Linked DNA regions of Homo sapiens: region 2 is linked to region 1. Evidence: chromatin contacts called from ENCODE Hi-C or POLR2A ChIA-PET data. All regions are on one chromosome and are shown on one strand. Each heading gives the region's core, a stretch centred on a gene start or an enhancer-like site at or near the end of the contact. The rest is flanking DNA. Distances are from core to core; before and after follow the strand shown.

Region 1 (6,182 bases), core at 507-3,006:
AGCCTGGGTGACAGAACAAGACTCCATCTCAAATAAAACAAAAAAAAGATATTCTCATACTTCGGCCTCCTGAGTAGCTGGGATTACAGGCACCAGCCACCACGATGGGCTAATTTTTTGTATTTTTAGTAGAGATGGGATTTCACCATGTTGGCCAGGGTGGTCTCAACCTCCTGGCCTCAAGTGATCCCCCTCCTCGACCTCCCAAAATGCTGGGATTACAGGCATAGGCTGCTGTGCCCAGACGTGAGTTACGTTTCAAAAGGAGTGGGGGATCTCCAAGTGGCTCCCCACAAGTGGATCTGCAAGTTCTCACTCCCCTCTTTCTGGGACTCAACTCAAAGTCTCCTCTTCCCTGTTTTATTGTCATCACTGCGCTTGTCAGGAACTGAAATGACCTCCTTTGCTTGTCTGTTGATCGACTGTCTCTCGTCCCCGGCCCCAGCGCCTCAAATGGCAGGGAGACCTATGTAGGTCGGCGTCGGGCCAACCCTCTCCTGTGCCTCTCGCCTGGGGCCTGGCACTGCGCAGGGGTCAATAAACGGGTGGTTGGCTAACTGCCCTGCCACCGTGCCTGCCAGAGCGGCCTCCTCCACCCTCCCTGGGTGCCACTCGGCCCCCACTCTGGTGCCAAGGCCCTGGGTTTGCCTCTTGGTCTTTGGCCAATCGGTCAACAATGCCCCTTGGGCACCGGGCACTTCCCCCACCCTACAAAGCGGCAAGTGGGCGACTGCGCATGCCCCTCCTGAGCCTCCACCAGGCCCAGTGAGGCGAGGAAGTGACCCCACCGCGGCCTCTCGGCTGCCAACCCCAGAACGCAGATCGAGCCCCTCAACGCCTCGGAGCCCCCGGGCCTCCTTCTGCGCAGCGCCTCCTGGTTCTCTCGCTCGGTTTCCGCCGCTCCCGGGCCACCCCAAGAGTTGCGCCGTCCAACAAAAATATCCACCCAGGTCGCGCCCTCCTGGCCCTCCGAGTCCTGGCGGGGAACTCGGAGGCGCCCTGGGCCGTGGCGCCCGTTTTCCTGGTCTCCGGGCACGGCCGCAGGGGCGCTCGCGGCCCGCGATGCCCGCAGCCCGGGCACATCCCGCCTCACTCACCCCGCCATGGCCGCGCTCCGGCTCCGCCTCCACCGCCCGAGCCCCGGCGCCTCCATCGCTGCGCGTGGGGGAGGCGCGGAGCGCGCGCAGGTCACCATGACTAAGCAGAGCCGGGCGCCCGCCGTGTCACAATAAAAGTCCCCGGGCCCTGGCCTCAGGCGGTAGGGACCGCTGAGGGGCCGCTCCCCACCCCCGCCCACGCCTGCTGTCGCCCAGCTGCGCGGCCACCACGGCGCCCAGCATGGCGGCGGGGCGGGGGCACGCGACCCTGAGCGCGCTTAGCCGCGTGGTCCGAGTCGCGGGGAGTCTGAACCCCGAGTTCCAGGCCTGCGCGCCCCGGCCCGCACCAGGGGTGGGGTGGACACCCCTCCCCGTCGCTGCTGCCCAAGCGCTCACCTCAGCCCCCAGGTCGCCTCCGTAGGGGGTCCCTCGGGGTGGGGATGGCCGGGGCGCGCAGGGGCTCCGGGCACAGTGATGCCACCCGCGCACTGCGCTTCCGGGAAGCCGGGGGACCGCGACCCAGTCCAGGAGATTCCTGCCTTACCTTGGCTGTAGGGGACCCGCGGGCGCCTCCGCCGTCGGGGGGCCTCGGCTCCAGGGCTGCGTGGCCTGCGGGGTCTTGGTTGTCGGTTGGGGAGCGGCCTCGGGACGCCCGAAAAGGAGGCGGGGAGAGGGCGGAAAGGGCGCGGCGGGAAAGGAGCGGCGATTCTCCCGCCCTTCCCGCAGGTGCCCGGCGCCCGTCGGCGAGGAGTGGGGCATCGGGCGGGGGCGCACAGCCAGGCCCCCCTTCTCACTGTCCCTTCCATCTCCCGATTTCGTTGCTGGATGTCTCCTCGCGGGGCTGCGCGCCACCATCTGCTATTCTCCTTTTAACAACGCACAGCGCCGGCCTCGTGGTCCGGCGGCCGCAGGATCTAGGGAAAATTATCTACCTCGCTAGGTTTTCTTTTCTTTTCTTTTCTTTCTTTCTTTCTTTTTTTTTTTCCTTTAGAGACAAGGTCTCGCTCTGATCTGCACGCCCAGGCTGGAGTGCAGTGGCGCAATCGCGGCTCACTGCAGCCTTGAGCTCCTGGCCTCAAGCGATCCTCCCACCTCAGCCTCCTGAGTAGCTGGGACCACAGACAGGCGCCACCACACCCGGCTAATTTTTAGTTTTTGTTTGTTTGTTTGTTTTTCTGTAGAGATGGGGTCTCGCAATGTTGCCCAGGCTGGTCTTGAACACCTGGGTTTAAGAGATCCTGACTCCATTGGCCTCCCAAAGTTCTGGGATTATAGGTGTGAGGCGCTGTGCCCAGGCCTCAGGTTTTCCTTGTCTTTTTTTTTTTTTTTTTTTTTTAATTGAGACAGAGTCTCTCACTGTCACCTGGGCTGGAGTGCAGTAGCTCGATCTTGGCTCACTGCAACCTCCGCCTCCCGGGTTCAAAAAATTCTGCCTCAGCCTCCCGAGTAGCTGGGATTACAGGCGCCCGCCATCATACCCAGCTAATTTTTTGTATTTTTAGTACAGATGGGGTTTCACCATGTTGGCCAGGATGGTCTCAAACCCCTGACCTCATGATCCGCCCGCCTCGGCCTCCCAAAGTGTTGGGATTACAGGCGTGAGCCACCGCGCCCGGCCTTCCTTGTCTTTATTTTTGATTTACTTCCTATCAAGAGGCGTGTGGCACCCGTCTTTGGGGGGTTCAAACCCTGGATCTGCCTCTTACCAGCTCAGTGCCCGTGGGCGCTTACTTAGTTCTCTATGGTTCAGTTTCCTCTCTATAAAAAGTAATAATATAATAGCACCTACCTACCAGATTATCATTAAGACTAAATGCGGGGCCGGGCGCGGTGACTCACACCTGTAATCCCAGCATTTTGGGAGGCCGAGGCAGGCGGATCACGAGGTCGGGAGATCGAGACCATCCTGGCTAACATGATAAAACCCCGTCTCTACTAAAAATACAAAAAATTAGCCGGGCGTGGTGGCGGGCGCCTGTAGTCCCAGGTACACAGGAGGCTGAGGCAGGAGAATGGCGTGAACCCGGGAGGCGGAGCGTGCAGTGAGCCAAGATCACCGCACTGCACTCCAGCCTGCGCCACAGAGCGAGGCTCTGACTCAAAAAAATAAATAAGTAAATAAAAAATAAAAATATTAAATGCGAATGCTGGCTCCCAAGAGACAGAAACCATTGCTATTTTTCATGACTGGGGATACTGATTTGTCATGCACACCGTTTATCATGTAACGTTAACTTTTAAATAAATGTATGTAAGTTTATTTTAAAGAATTCATCTAGGCTGGGTGCGGTGGCTCACATCTGTAATCCCAGCACTTTGGGAGCCGAGGTGGGTGGATCACGAGATCAGGAGTTCAAGACCAGCCTGGCCAACATGGTGAAACCCCCATCTCTACTAAAAATACAAAAATTAACCGGGCGTGGTGGCGGGCGCCTGTAATCCCCAGCTACTCGGGAGGCTGAGGCAGAGAATTGCTTGAACCCGGGAGGCAGAGGTTGCAGTGAGCAGAGATCGCGCCACCACACTCCAGCCTGTGCAACAGAGTGAGACTCTGTCTCAAAAAAAAAAAAAAAAAAAGAAAAAAAAAGAATTCATCTAAATTTCATCCAAATTATAATTATTTTTAAAAGATAGAGAGGCCAGGCGCAGTGGCTCATGCTTGTAATCCTAGCACTTTGGTAGGCCAAGACGGGTGGATCACCTGAGGTTAGGAGTTCGAGACCGGCCTGACCAATATGGTGAGACCGCCGTCTCTACTAAATACAAAAAATTAACCGGGTGTGGTGGTGGGTAAGTGAAGGTTGCAGTGAGCCGAAATCCTGCCATTGCACTCCAGCCTGAGCAACAGCGCGAGACTACGTCTCGAAAGGAAAAGAAAAAAAAAAAAGATAGATGGGATTTCGCCATGTAAGTGAATAATAAATGGAAACTCTAGGCCCCTGGAGCCTCCAGGGTGAATTTGAAAGATTGAACGTCCTGGCTCAGGGTCTGGAAGGAATCACGTGTAGGGCTACGTTGGAGTTACCCCGCTACCCCAAATCCTTGTTGCGTGTAGATGCAGTTCCAGACAGCTCCTCAGGGGGGCGGCCTAGATAGTCCGTGAACACGCTGAGTGGCCGAGGTTGTAACCAGCGCCTTCCTGGCACGTTGCAGAAAACAACCTCTCTAATATCTCTCAAAATCAAACCTACAGGTCCAGTGAGCCAGGTGCTTGTAGAGATTTATCCAAGGTGCACTCGCACACATACAGGAGGAAGCATGTGCACACATTCATTGCATTATAATGCATATCATGGCAAAAGGACTGGATCCCATTCACATGTCCCTCTGTAGAGCCCTGGCTTAATCAGTGGTGGCACATCCTTGCTAAGAAATACTATGCAGCCAGTTAAAAGGAGCAGTACATTTACTGTATGGATATGTACCTAGATCTTCTATTTTTTCTTTTCTCTTTTTCTTTTTCGATTTTCATTTATTTATTTATTTATTTATTTATTTATTTTTGAGACGGAGTCTCGCACTGTCACCCGGGTTGGTGTGCAGTGGTGTGATCTTGGCTTGCTGCAACCTCTGCATCCCGGGTTCAAGCGATTCTTCTACCTCAGCCTCCCAAGTAGCTAGGATTACAGGTGCCTGCCACCATACCCAGCTAATTTTTTGTATTTTTAGTACAGACAGCGTTTCATCATGTTGGTCAGGCTGGTCTTGAACTCCTGACCTCGTGATCCTCCCGCCTCGTCTTCCCAAAGTGCTGGGATTACCGACGTGAGCCACTGCACCCAGACTCTTTTTTTATTTTATTTATTTATTTTTCTTTTTTTGAGACAAGGTCTTGCTCTGTCACCCAGGCTGGAGTGCGGTGGCACAATCATAGCTCACTTCAGCCTTGACCTCCTGAGATCAAGTGATCCTGCTGCCCCAGCCTCCCAAGTAGCTGGGACTACAGTCACTCACTACCACACCCAGCTAACTTCCCCCCACCCTTTTTTTCTTTCTTTTGTAGAGCTGGGGCTTCACCATGTTGCCCAGGCTGATCTCGAACTCCTGGGCTCGACGGATCCTCCCTACTTGGTCTCCCAGAGTTCTGGGATTACAGGTGTAAGCCACCACGCCCCACCTCTTTTTTTTTTTTTTTTTTTTTAACAGGGTCTTGCTGTCACCCAGGATGGCGTGCAGCAGTGCAATCATGGCTCACTGCAGCCTCGAACTCCTGGCTCAAGCCATCCTCCTGCCTCAGCCTCCCAAGTAGCTGGGACCACAGGTGTATGCCACCACACTTGGCTAAGTTATTTCTTTTTTGTAGAGATGGTGTCTCACTATGTTGCCCAGGTTGGTCTCAAACTCCTGGGCTCAAGTGATCCTCCTGCTTCAGCCCTGCAAAGTGCTGAGATTACAGGCATAAGTCACTGTACCTGACCAGGCCTCTATTTTTTTAATGTAAAAAAAGAGCCAGGCCCAGTGGCTTACGCCTGTCATCCCAGCACTTTGGGGGGCCGAGGCGGGCAGATCACCTGAGGTCAGGTGTTCGAGACCAGCCTGACCAACACAGTGAAACCTCGTCTCTACTAAAAATACAAAATAAGCCAGGTGTAGTGGCGCATACCTGTAATCCCAGCTACTCAGGAGGCTGAGGCAGGAGAATCACTTGAACCCCGGAGGTGGAGGTTGTGGTGAGCTGAGATCGTGCCACTGCACTCCAGCCTGTGCAACAAGAGCAAAACTGCATCTCAAAAAAAGAAGTGCTATGGACCAAATTATGCACCCGTACCCCCTTTTCGTGTGTTGCAGCCCTAACCCTCAATGGAATGGTATTTGGAGATGGGGCCTTTGGGAAGCGATTAGGTCTAGATGAGGTCATGAAGGTGGGAACCTCATGATGGGATTAGTGTCTTTATAGGAAGAGCACACCAGAAAGTGTTCTCTCTTTCTTTTTTCTTTTCTTTTTTTTTTTTTTTTTTTTTTTTGAGACAGGCTGGAATGCAGTGGTGCCATCTCCACTCACTACAACCTCCGCCTTACAGGTTCAAGCAATTCTCCTGCCTCAGCCTCCTGAGTAGCTGGAGTTACAGATGTGTGCCACCACAC
Region 2 (6,353 bases), core at 595-3,094, 240 kb after region 1:
CTTGGCTCACTGCAACCTCTGCTTCCCGGGTTCAAGCGATTCTCCTGCCTCAGCCTCCCAAGTAGCTGGGATTACAGGCGCACGTCAACATGCCCGTATATTTTTGTATTTTTAGTAGAGACGAGGTTTCACTATGTTGGCCAGGCTGATCTCGAACTGCTGACTTCAGGTGATCTGCCAGCCTTGGCCTCCCAAAGTGCTGTGATTACAGGCATGAGCCACCGCACCCGGCCTATTTGTTTGATTTCTCTTTCTGTCTCCCCCCACTAGAAGGGGAATGCCCCATGGTAGGGCGGTGCCCCTGGCTGTAGCGCAGTCCCTTGCATGGTGCCTGGCATGCGATAGGTAATCGGGGCACCCATCTCCCTCTCGGGATGCACTCATTGATGTACTTGTCAATCACTGAGCAAGACCCACTCAGCAATGTCTGCTGAGCCTGCTCTGTGCCAGGCTCTGACCTGAACTGCCACCCTTCTGGAGTCAAACAGGCCTGGTTGCCACCAAGAGGAGTTAGGCCTGGCAGAGGAGACAAGCATTAGTCTCACAACAGAAGGAAGTAGGCCGGACGTGGTGGCTCATGCTTGTAATCCCAGCACTTTGGAAGGCCGAGGTGGGCAGATCATCTGAGGCTGGGAGGTGGAGGTTGCAGTGAGCCAAGATCACGCCGCTGTACTCCAGCTTGGGTGAAAGAGCGAGACTCCATCTCAAAAAATAAATAAATAAATAAATAAATAAAAAGGAAGTGGAGACTTTCATTGAGATCAGTATCAAAGGGCACGAGGTGGCAGGGCATGGTGGCTCACGCCCATAGACCCAGCACTTTGGGAGGCTGAGGTGGGAGGATTGCTTGAGCCCAGGAGTTTGATACCAGCCTGGGCAATATAGTGAGACCTCATGTCAACAAAAACAGACAAAACAAAAAAAACAGGGGAGGGAGGGCTACAGGAGGGTGGGATGAGGACTGGCCACAGTTGGAGGCCAGGCCCTTCCTGGGGATCCCAGCGGTTGTTACTCTTTAAGAAGGACCTGGCCTGGTGTGGTGGCTCACGCCTGTGATCCCAGCACTTTGGGAGGTTGAGGCGGGTGGATCACTTGAGGTCAGGAGTTGAAGACCATCCTGGCCAACATGGCAAAACCCCATCTCTATGAAAAATACAAAAAAAAGTTAGTTAGCTGGGCGTGGTGGTGGGTGCCTGTAATCCCAGCTACTTGGGAGGCTAAGGCAGGAGAAGTGCCTGAACCCAGGAGGCAGAGGTTGCTGTGAGCTGAGATCGCACCGTTGCACTCCAGCCTGGGCAACAAGAGCAAAACTCCATCGCAAAAAAAAAAAAAAAAGGCTGGGCTCAGTGACTCACGCCTGTAATCCCAGCACTTTGGGAGGCCGAGGTGGGCGGATCACGAGGTCAGGAGATTGAGACCATCCTGGCTAACACGGTGAAACCCCGTCTCTACTAAAAATACAAAAGATTAGCGGGGCGTGGTAGCGGGCGCCTGTACTGTAGTCCCAGCTACTCAGGAGGCTGAGGCAGGAGAATGGCTTGAATCCTGGAGGAGGAGCTTGCAGTGAGCCGAGATCACGCCACTGCACTCCAGCCTGGGCGACAGAGCGAGACTCCGTCTCAAAAATAAATAAATAAATAAAAGAAGGACGTGTTCCCTTGTTCTTCTATGGGGACATGGGGAACTCCTGTACTGTTTTATTTTCCTGAAATATTTTTATTGAAATATAATTCACATACCATAATACCTAATCCTTTTGAAATATACTATTCAGTGGATTTTAGTATATTCACAGTTGTGTAACCAGCACCACTATCTGATTTTGTAGCACTTTCATTTCCCCTAAACCCATACATATGAAGCAGTTCCTCCCTCCCCCAGCACCTGGAAGCCACTAATGTCCTTTCTGTCTGTGAATTTGCCAATTTTGGATATTTCCTATAAATGGAATCTTACAGTATATGGCCTTTTGTGTGTGGCTTTGTTTATTTAGCATCATGTTTTCAAGATTCATCCATGCTGGTTGGGTGCAGTGGCGCACGCCTGTAATCCCAGCATTTGGGAGGCTGAGGCGGGCAGATCACTTGAGGGCAGGAATTGATGAGACCAGCCTGCCCAACATGGTGAAACCCCTTCTCTACTAAAAATACAAAAATTAGCTGGGTGTAGTGGCACATGCCTGTAATTCCAGCTACTCTGGGTGGCTGAGGCACGAGAATCTCTTGAACCTGGGGGGCAAGGTTGCAGTGAGCCGAGATCACTCCACTGCACTCTAGCCTGGGCAACAGAGCAAGACTCTCTCTCTCTCTCAAAAAAAAAAAAAAAAAAAAAAAAAAGAATTCACCAATGAAGCCACCTGGGCCTGGACTTTTCTTTGTGGGACGTTTTTTGAATACTAATTAAATTTCTTGTACATCTATTGAGTTTTTCTGTGTCTTCTTGAGTCAGTTTCAGTAATTTGGGTCTTTCTAGGAATTTGTCCATTTCATCTAGGGTGTATTTAATTTGTTAGAATAGTATTCCCTTATCATCTTTTTTATTTCTGAAAGGTTGGTAGTGATGTCTCCTCTTTATTTCTGATTTTTGTAATTTGAGTCTTATCTCTTTTTCTCTTGGTTAATCTAGCTAAAGGTTTGTCAGTTTGGTTGATCTATTCAAAGAGCAAATTGTGGTGGTGTTAACTTCTCTCTCCATTTTTTTAGTCTCTTTATTTCTTCTCTAATTATTTCCTTCTTTTCTCTTTGGATTTGGTTTACCCTCCTTTTCTGAGGTTCTTGAAGTGGAAGATTATTGAAATCTGAAAGTATTTGAAATCTTTCTCTTTTTTTTGTTTTTTTTTTTTGAGACGGAGTCTCGCTCTGTCGCCCAGGCTGGAGTGCAGTGGCACGATCTTGGCTCACTGCAAGCTCCGCCTCCCAGGTTCACGCCATCCTCGTGCCTCAGCCTCCTGAGTAGCTGGGACTACAGGCACCCACCACCATGCCTGGCTAATTTTTGTATTTTTGGTGGAGACGGGGTTTCACCATGTTGGTGAGGCTGGTCTCAAACTCCTGACCTCAGGTGATCCACCCACCTCGGCCTCTTAAAAGTGTGGGGATTACAGGCGTAAGCCACCGCGCCCGGCCAAAATCTTCCTTCTTTTTAAATACAGTTGCTTACATCTATGAATTTCCCTGTAAACCTGCTTTAGCTGCATCCATAAGTTTTGATATGTTGTGTTTTCATTTTCATTTATCTCAGCATATCTTCTCATTTCTCTTATGATTTCTTCTTTGATACATAGGTTATTTAGCAGTATGTTCATTTCTATATATTTGAGAATTTCTGAAAAACATCTTTCTTGTGTTCATTTCTAACTTCATTTCACTGTGGTTGGAGGAACTACTTTGTATGATTTCAATCTCTTTAAAATTATTGAGTCATGTTTTATGGCTTGGCCTCGAATACGGTGTGTCCTGGAGAATGTTCCATATGCACATGATAAGAATGTGTATTTTACTCTTGGGTGGAGTGTTCTGTACACATCTGTCAGGTCTTATTGGTTTCGTATTTTCTATTTCCTTGTTATCTTTTATTTGGTTGTTCCATCCATTATTATTATTTTTCTTGCCTGATACCAATGCTGATATCCATCCATGATTGAAAGTGGGGTATTGAAGTCTCCAACTTTCTTTCTTTCTTTTTTCTTTTCTTTTTGGAGACACGGTCTTGCTCTGTCTCCCAGGCTGGAAACGTGGTGGCATGATCATAGCTCACTGTAGCTTCTGTCTCCTGGGCTCACATGATCCTCCCACCTCTGCCTCCCGAGTAGCTGGGACCACAGGCGTGTGCCACACCCGACTAATTTTTGTATTTTTTCTAGAGGTAGGGTCTTGCTATATTGACCAGGCTGGCCTTGAACTCTTGGGCTCAAGTGATCCTCTCATCTTGGCCTCCCAAAGTGCTGAGATTACAGGCATGAGCCACTGTGCTCAGCCCCAAATTGGCCAATATTTCTTTCTTTTTTTTTTTTTTTTGAGACAGAGTCTTGCTCTGTCGCCCAGGCTGGAGTGCAGTGGCGCGATCTTGGCTCACTGCAAGCTCCGCCTCCCGGGTTCACGCCATTCTCCTGCCTCAGCCTCCCAAGTAGCTGGGAGTACAGGTGTCCGCCACCATGCCCGGCTAATTTTTTTTGTATTTTTAGTAGAGACGGGGTTTCACCGTGTTAGCCAGGATGGTCTCTATCTCCTGACCTTGTGATCCACCCGCCTCTGCCTCCCAAAGTGCTGGGATTACAGGCGTGAGCCACCACGCCTGGCCAATATTTCTTTTGTTCTGTGCTTTTTCCTTCCTCCCTCCCTTCCTCTTTACCTTCCTCTTTACCTTCCTCTTTCCCTCCCTCCCTTCTTTCCTTCCTTCCTTCCTTTTTGTTCTTGTTCTTTTCTTTTTCCTCTACCCTTCTTTCTTTTCCTTCTTTCTTTTTTTCTTTCTTTGTTTTTGCTTGATTGCAGCATCATGAGAGAGTCCTGTGCTTTTTTATAGCTGCAAGTATTCCTGGGTCGAGCCTACTCCCACTAACACTGATCACTCTCCCCCTTGAATTTTTAGGTTATTTCTAGTTTTTCCCCTCCTGCCAGAGACTTGGGGGTCCGCAGGCTTGTGTGTCTGCTATGCTCAGGGTGGATACCCTGCAAGGGAGTGCCATGTTGCATCAGAAGTGGATTTAGAGTGATGTTGCCAGGCCCACCAGGAAAGGCTGTGCCAAGGCTCTTTGCTGGGGTGCCAAGAAGAAGGGTCTGTGCCTGTTGTGGTGCCAGGCATTGACATCCTTCACTCCCACCCCCGTCACCCTCATGAACTAGTGAACTAGTCCTGTGGAATAGGGCCTTATGCGTGCTAGACCCTGGGTTTGTCCTGCTGACAACCCCATAGTGTAGGTGCTGTTATCCCAATTTCATAGAGAAACTGAGGGCTGGGGAAGTGGCAGCCTTCATTCAGTTCCTGCCGTGAGGCTGTGGCTGAGCTGCCAGGCTGCAGAGTCTTCACCCAATGATCTTGCTCAGTTGTCCCCATGAGGAAGCTGAGCCTGGCCTTCCTGTCTCTGGAGTCCAAGGTTTCCTTTCCTTGTGTGCCCCTGGAAGTGCTGTGTGGTGACCGGGATGGTGCCTGGCAGATGGAGATTAGACGCAGGTTGGATTGGTGCCTCATTGGTCAGGAGGGCTGCTCTTAGCTGTGTGCCAATAGACCGGATGACTTAATCTCTCTATCCTTGGTTTCCCCATCTGCAAAACAGGGTTGGCCAGAGCCCTGTGAAGGTGGAAGAAGGCCCTGTGTGCCTGGAGCTTTGTGCAGTGCCCTGGAGATGCTAGCTTGTTTTTCTTTCTTTTTTTTTTTTTTTTTTGAGACAGAGTCTCCCTCTGTCATGCAGGTTGTGGTGCAGTGGCTCAGTCTCCGCTGACTGCAGCCTCAACCTCCTGGGCTCAAGTGATCCTCCCACCTCAGCCTCTCAAGTAGCTGGGACCACAGGCGTGTGCCACCACGCCCGGCTAATTTTTTGTAGAGGCGAGGTTTCATCATGTTGCCCAGGCTGGTCTTGAACTCCTGAGCTCAGGTGTTCCGCCTGCCATGGCCTCCCAAAATACTAGGATTACAGGTGTGAGCCACCACGCCCGGCCGTGATGCCAGCTTCTTTTGCCGTGCAGCTAGCATTTGCTGAACACCTGCTGTGTGCCAGATAGTGTGCTGGAGGCAGGGCAGTGAACAAGACAGACGAGATCCCTGTCCTGTGGAGCTGATGCTCTAGCTGGGGGCCTGAGGGGTGGGAAGGAAGCACAGGTGCTCGGGTGAGAAAAAACATCATGCGGCCAGGCATGGTGGCTCACACCTGTAATCCCAGATCTTTGGGAGGCTGAGGCAGGCGGATCATCTGAGGTCATGAGTTCGAGACCAGCCTTGCAAAACCCCGTCTCTACTAAAAATACAAAAATTAGCCAGGTGTGGCTGGGTGTGGTGGCTCACACCTGTAATCCCAGCACTTTGGGAGGCGGAGGCAGGTGGATCACAAGGTCAGGAGATCGAGACCATCCTGGCTAATATGGTAAAACTCCGTCTCTACTAAAAATACAAAAAATTAGCCGGGTGTGGTGGCGGGTGCTTGTAGTCCCAGCTACTCAGGAGGCTGAGGCAGGAGGATGGCATGAACCCGGGAGGCGGAGCTTGCAGTGAGCCGAGATTGCGCCACTGCACTCCAGCCTGGGTGACAAAGCGAGACTCTGTCTCAAAAAAAAAAAAAAAAAAAAAAAAAAAATTAGCCGTGTGTGGTGGCGTGCGCCTGTAGTCCCAGCTACTTGGGAGGCTGAGGCAGCAGAATTGCT

What was found. A loop is a pair of places that touch in the nucleus more often than their neighbours do. ChIA-PET counts read pairs that join two places held with the same protein, here RNA polymerase II (POLR2A). Pooled maps may share reads with other maps.
Region 2: a loop to region 1 is called in a pooled map, with 12 times the contacts of the local background. The contact joins the enhancer-like site here to the promoter of KEAP1 in region 1. A Hi-C loop is called at or near these places in 3 of 50 pooled maps. POLR2A ChIA-PET finds 5 or more read pairs at or near these places in 5 of 52 experiments (GM12878, H1, Panc1 and 2 more).

The regions. Positions count from the first base shown.
Region 1 is chr19:10,501,600-10,507,781 of GRCh38, forward strand. KEAP1 (kelch like ECH associated protein 1) reads right to left here and starts at 1,757. Exons shown (of 6, transcript NM_203500.2): 1 at 1,642-1,757. RefSeq lists enhancers at 243-492, 469-1,024 and silencers at 863-1,142, 1,153-1,772.
Region 2 is chr19:10,737,552-10,743,904 of GRCh38, forward strand. The region is part of intron 1 of DNM2 (dynamin 2); the gene reads left to right. Among named protein-coding and RNA genes, the nearest start is that of MIR638, 22 kb to the left of the region's middle. RefSeq lists a silencer at 1,390-1,459. Within about 2 kb of position 1,845, at least 5 of the 41 ENCODE cell types and tissues checked have a DNase peak (open chromatin) inside an H3K27ac peak, as active enhancers do.